2 separate regions of the Homo sapiens genome follow, and region 1 is linked to region 2. A link is an interaction called in ENCODE POLR2A ChIA-PET data of the cell type or tissue named here. Cell type or tissue: endothelial cell of umbilical vein. All regions are shown on one strand. Each heading gives the region's core, and the rest is flanking DNA. Links, peaks and the distances in the headings are about the cores only. Region 1 has its middle 19 kb from the start of MIR12113. Region 2 has its middle 120 kb from the start of MIR12113.

The links. ChIA-PET counts read pairs that join two places held together with the same protein. Peaks named below come from ENCODE experiments on the same cell type or tissue, not always from the same donor. Only the 100,000 strongest peaks of a DNase experiment are listed, where the experiment ranks them.
Region 1: POLR2A ChIA-PET joins it to region 2 with 5 read pairs; 1 of 35 experiments calls an interaction of 5 or more read pairs at or near these places.

The regions. Positions count from the first base shown.
Region 1 is chr4:11,800,607-11,803,429 of GRCh38, reverse strand. No RefSeq gene overlaps it. Among named protein-coding and RNA genes, the nearest start is that of MIR12113, 19 kb to the right of the region's middle. In endothelial cell of umbilical vein, for the core only: no CTCF peak of the experiment used is centred there; a DNase peak (open chromatin) is centred at 1,299; H3K27ac peaks cover 1,863 bases.
Region 2 is chr4:11,902,889-11,905,711 of GRCh38, reverse strand. No RefSeq gene overlaps it. Among named protein-coding and RNA genes, the nearest start is that of MIR12113, 120 kb to the right of the region's middle. In endothelial cell of umbilical vein, for the core only: no CTCF peak of the experiment used is centred there; DNase peaks (open chromatin) are centred at 381 and 1,411; H3K27ac peaks cover 2,064 bases.

The DNA of each region.
Region 1 (2,823 bases), core at 141-2,640, 100 kb after region 2:
AAGTTAACTGCAATGATTGATTTCCAAATGTTGAAACTGTCTTCATTACCTGGGTTAAAGCTCACTTCATCATGGTGTATAGTTTTATTATATATTGTTAGATGCTAGTTACTAATACTTCTTCAGGATTTTTGCTGTTATGTTTATGAAAGATGTTAGGCTATAGTTTTTCTTTTTTGTAATTTTCTTTCTGATTTTGGTACTAATGTAATGCTGGCCTCACACAATGAGTGATTTAGAATGTTTTCCCTCCAATTCAATTTTCTGGAAAAATTATAGAGGATTGGTATAGTTTATTTTATTATTTTATTGAAATATTTGGTTCAATTTAAAAGCATCTGAGCCTGGTGTTTTCTTTTTATGGAAGGTTGTTAATTATCAATTCAATTTTATTAACATAAATAGGTTTATTCAAATTAGTTATATCTCCTTGGGAATTTTGGTAGTTTGTACCTTTCATAGAATTGGTCCATTTCATGAAAGTTGTCAAGTTTGTAGGCATAGAGTTACAAATAGTATTCTGTTTTTATCCTTTAATGTCTCAGGATGATTGGTGATCATCTCCTCTTTCATTTCTGATGTTGGTAACCTGTGTCTTCAATCAAAATTGTTTATTAGTCTTTTGATAAAAACAGTTTTTTATTATGTTCATTTTCCCTTTGTTTTACTATTTTCAATTTAATGGATTTTTGTTCTAATTGTTTTCTTTACAGTTGTTTTAAACTCCAATTGCTCTTTGTATAATTTTGTTTTTAAATTTTAATTGCGAGAAAACAGGTGGCATCCCCAGGCACCATTAGATTGCGAATCAATGCTCAGTATTCAACTAAGTTGTTCTGTTTCTTAATCAGTCAAGACTACAATCCAAGGGACAAAAATTTCTTCTAAACTTTTAGAGAATGTGTTATCTATCTTTTTCTGGACATACATCACAAGTCAAATTTCATTGCTGTGTTCTACCAGTGTGTTGTGTCTCTTCTATGACAGCAATCACTTCTTGACTGTACAAAATATTCCATTAACATTTAATGCTTTAACCACATTCAACACAGTATTTGGAATGTAGGAGATATTCAATCAACATTTGTCTAATGATTCTGAGTCATGTACTGTGGTGACCTCAAAATGGTGTAAGACAAGCATCAGTCTTTTTCAAGTAGAAGTAGCGTGCCTAGTCAGCTCATTTCCAGAGGAAAAATACCCTACACACACACACAAGGAGAAAAAAACAGGGAAAGTTAATGAAAACAGTAAATGCAGAAGAATGCTTCCTTTTCCAGAGTCACAGGAAACCTGTAATGGGGTGATAAAGCTACCACACCTTTATCCCAGTCGAACAGTAATAAATATTTTGATATGTAACCAGGAGTTTATTATGACTTCGCCACTATGGTAAGATCCTCCCTCGGTTATCTGGAATGAATGTGCATCCAAAGTCCATATCCATTTCCTTTGTTTGGATATAAAAGAGAAAACACTGCAAGGGGGAAAATCAGGCCATGTACAAAAGCAGAGGCCTCCAAAAGGCAGAGCAATCTGCTTTTATAGTTTAAATTAGCGCTGTCCTGAACAGGAAAAGAAAATTAAGTGAATGATTTATAACGTCCATGTACAGGAGTAAGCAAGTGATTCTCATTCACATAAGTCATCACCTACATTATCTGAAAAAAAAACCCTTTTTTTCTATTAATTATTTACTTAATCTACCCTTGTCTTTCCTTTCTGAGGGGAACTAAAAACGATACAGTAAAACCAGTTTGCTTTCCCTGTAGGTATTTGAGATAAACATGAAACAATGTAGCTCATCAGACTGAGCTTATCATGCAACTGGTGGGCCAGAGTTCATTAACTATTCCATTCAGTCATCAGTGTTTCTGAATGATCTATTCTATGTCAGGCCCAAACTTTGTGTTTTATATTGGTTATATAGTTTAGCTAAAAAGCAAACTGATATGGTTTGATTGTGTCTCCACTCAAATCTCACCTTGAAATGTAATAATCCCCACATTTCAAGGGCAGGGCCAGATGGAGATAATTCAATCACGGGGGGCAGTTTCCCCCATACTGTTCTCTTGGTAGTGAATATGTCTCATGAGATCTGATGGTTTTATAAATGAGAGTTCCCCTGCACAAGCTCTCTCTTGCCTGACACCATGTAAGACGCGACTTTGCTCTTCCTTTGCCTTCTGCCATGATTGTGAGGCCTCCCCAGCCATGTGGAACTGTAAGTCAGTTAAACCTCTTTCCTTTATAAATTACCCAGTCTCAGGTATGTCTTTATTAGGAGTAAGAGACTCACACACAAACAAAACAAACACCAGATTAAACTAAAAAATCTCTCTAAAGAATGATAGAACATGGCAAAGCCAAAACTGAATCCAGGCTGTCTAATCTCAGTGCTTATCCTTACTGACTTTCACATATTATGGACTTTCTTTCTCATGTAATATTTAAGGAATATTAGATGTATTGAATGTCTGGTCTGGGATATTTGGTAAATATTTCCTGCGTGAAGAAACAAGTGAAAGAAGAAATAAGTTTCAATAATATTAGAATACTAAAATTATAAATACAATCAAATAAGACTTTCTATTGTAAAGAAACTCTTTTGCTGTGGGGGGGGGCATGAATCTTTAATTTTTATGTAATCAGATGTGTGACTTTATACAAATTAATGAACAGTTGCAGGAACCCAAAAGAGATACCTTAAGTAGGCCTAGAGGTAGTGAGATAGGTTTATAAAGAAAAGTTGATATTTGAGTTGGACCATAAAGTTGAATATGATTTTACCAGATGAAAACTACATAATGGCATTCTCAGCAG
Region 2 (2,823 bases), core at 90-2,589:
AGGGCCTCTCCTGGCCCAGTGGAGCTGTCCAGTAAAAGGGTTTCCTAAAGCAGTGACATACTACTCTTTGAGAAGGGGAGCATGAAGAGGAGGCAACAACAATAGCAAGGGCAGTGAGCCTTTGAGAAAATGAAAATGACTTATTTGAAGGCCCTGTGCCAGGAGAAAGCTGGGGTTCACAAATGACAGCACTGTAGAGCACATAGAATGAGTAGATGAAGTGAGAAGCATTGGTCAGTCATCATGGTTCCTGTTGATAATTCGTAGGTCTTTTTCCTGTAATTCACGAAGTTCCATAGAAAAGTTTTAATCAAGGAGGATTAAAGTGGTGTTCTCATCTGGTCTGTGCTTTGTAAAGATAAGTAACCGCAATATATAGGCTGCAAGATGCAGCTAGGAGGCCAGGTGGGAGGCTGGGGCTGCAGCCCAAGTGCCGGGTCCAAGTGATTTGGCCCAGGATGGTGGCAGAGGTTTAGATGGGAAGGGAAGAGCCGGACAACAGCCCAGTCCTGAGCTCATTTCCTCACTCTTCCTTCCCCTGCAGAATGCTGGCGTGTTCTCTTTGTTGCTCAGTCTGAGAGGTGCTGCCAGCTCTATCAGCTTTATTTTTATGTTGGCGCCTAAAAGCTTCACCTCAAAGAGAGGAGACTCTGAAGACAATGAGAAGGACAAGCAGGCACAGAGATACTTCCCTTCATCCTCCCTTCCCACAGACCAGCTGAAGCAAAAGTTCAAAATAACGCCAAGCTGTTAGGAAAAAATTGCCAAAACCACTCCTCTTTCTCATGTAGTGACAAAGTGCTGCAGGGCCTGCCACATTTGATTGTTCTGATTCTAGGCCTGCTTCCCTCTTCTCAGGTGCGCTTAGTTCCTCAGCTTTGCTTATGTCTGTCTCTCGGGGTATTTCCAGGGGCTTTAAGACTAATCTGGTCCTCTCAGTAAAGACTTTTTGGAAACTACTTCTATTTCTTTTTGCAGTGTTCCCTGTCACACAAGAGCAGTTTTCTGCCGGAGCAGAAAACTAGAACCAAATGATACCAACTAATAAATAATAATAATAAATAATAAATAAGGCTATTTCATGGTTGGTGAAGAAGCACTAGACTTGAAACCAGACAGTGGTTTACTGAGGTCGTGCTGTTACTCCATCACCTTGGAGAGATCAACCAAGAAGTAGAGGCTTTGTGTCATGAGTGTAATACTTACTCACATATACTGGACGTAGTGATGAGACAGGCACCAGGGCTTTATACACATTGTTCCATTTCAACCTCGCAGTGACCCTTAAGAGAAAGGCTGTTTATTTTGTGCATTTTCACAAGTAAGGAAACCAGCTCAGAGAGATTAGGGAACTGGCATGAAATCACACAACTGGCAAGTCATAGGGAGGAAATCAAACTCAAGCTCTCTTATCTAAAATCTTTGTTCTTACTATGACCCCTTCAACTCAAGCTAGTGCCAGGAACATTGGGGTTAGAGCCAAAGGGATCTCAATCTGATGACTGCTTCTCTGTGTTGCCAGCTGGGTGATGTCAGGCAGGCAGCCCAGCCTCCCTGTGCCTTCCTCTTCCTTATCTGTGAAATAGTGATGCTTTTATTATTTTAACTCATACTAAACCTTTTGTTGCAGCGTAGACGTTTACAAGATGCAGGGACCTGTGGAAGATTTTATGAGAAAATTCATAGAAAACACCTAAACTACAATGTGGTCTGCGATTCAGATTGCACATTACACGGAAATTTATTTCAGCCTTGTCTCATAACTGTGCAACTCTAAATGCTTAATTTAAAATCTCTGAGTCTCACATGTATACAGTGGGTTCAAATTTGACTTACCTAGAAGTTTTGTGAGGAGCATTAAATAAAAATAATAATACAGAGCAACCCACTGTGGTTAAGTGTATTCTCCTCTCTTTAGGTAGGACTCACAATCTTTCTGTTTAAGTACTATCTGTCTGTCTACCTCATGGGATAATTGAGATTATCCCCTTGATATAATTAGTGTACTGGAGAAAAAGAAAGCTCAAAAAATACTATGTGGATGCTAAGGATTACTATCACTAAATTAAACTTTGAATTCTATGAATAATTAGAAAGAGTAATTAATGTCATGTACTAAATTACCTAGTGTTTTTCAGTTGTATTTATTTATTTATTCATGGCCCTTAATTTTATGAGCCATTATTTATTTTTACATATAAAAGACCAATGTACTGCTTATCTAGTCTCTTTCTAAGAATTGTTGATCTGAGAAGAAAGAAGAATTTTTTTAAATGAGCTATAACCAGTGGATATGAATGCAAATTCATAAACTCTAATATTCTTTCAGTATCTTTTCTTCATCATTTCACAATTATTATTCCATGTGCTGATCATCAATCCCCTATTTCCGGGTGATTGCCTTATTAATGGCAGAGTGATGAGAAAGGAATTAAATATTTGCACTAGAGGCTATGCTTAATTGAGTTCCTTCTCTGCTTATTGCAAGCTTCTGGTTTTGAAATTAAAACCAACAAAAATGATGCCATTTAGAAATATGGCTAATATGTGAAGTTGTTTAAATATGATAGGAATTCTACAGAGACTTGGACTTTGAATTTCATGTTCAGATATATGGTGTAATTTTAGAAACAAAGCACAATTTATTTTGAATTTAAAAAATTATCCAAATTATGTTGAGTTTATACATTGTCACCAAAACCATGTCAAAAACTGAGGGATGAAATAAAAAAAAATATAAACCCAACAACAGTTTAACATATCGTATCATCTAATTAACTTACACAGCATCTTAAGGAAGGGACTGTCATTATTCTTATTAGC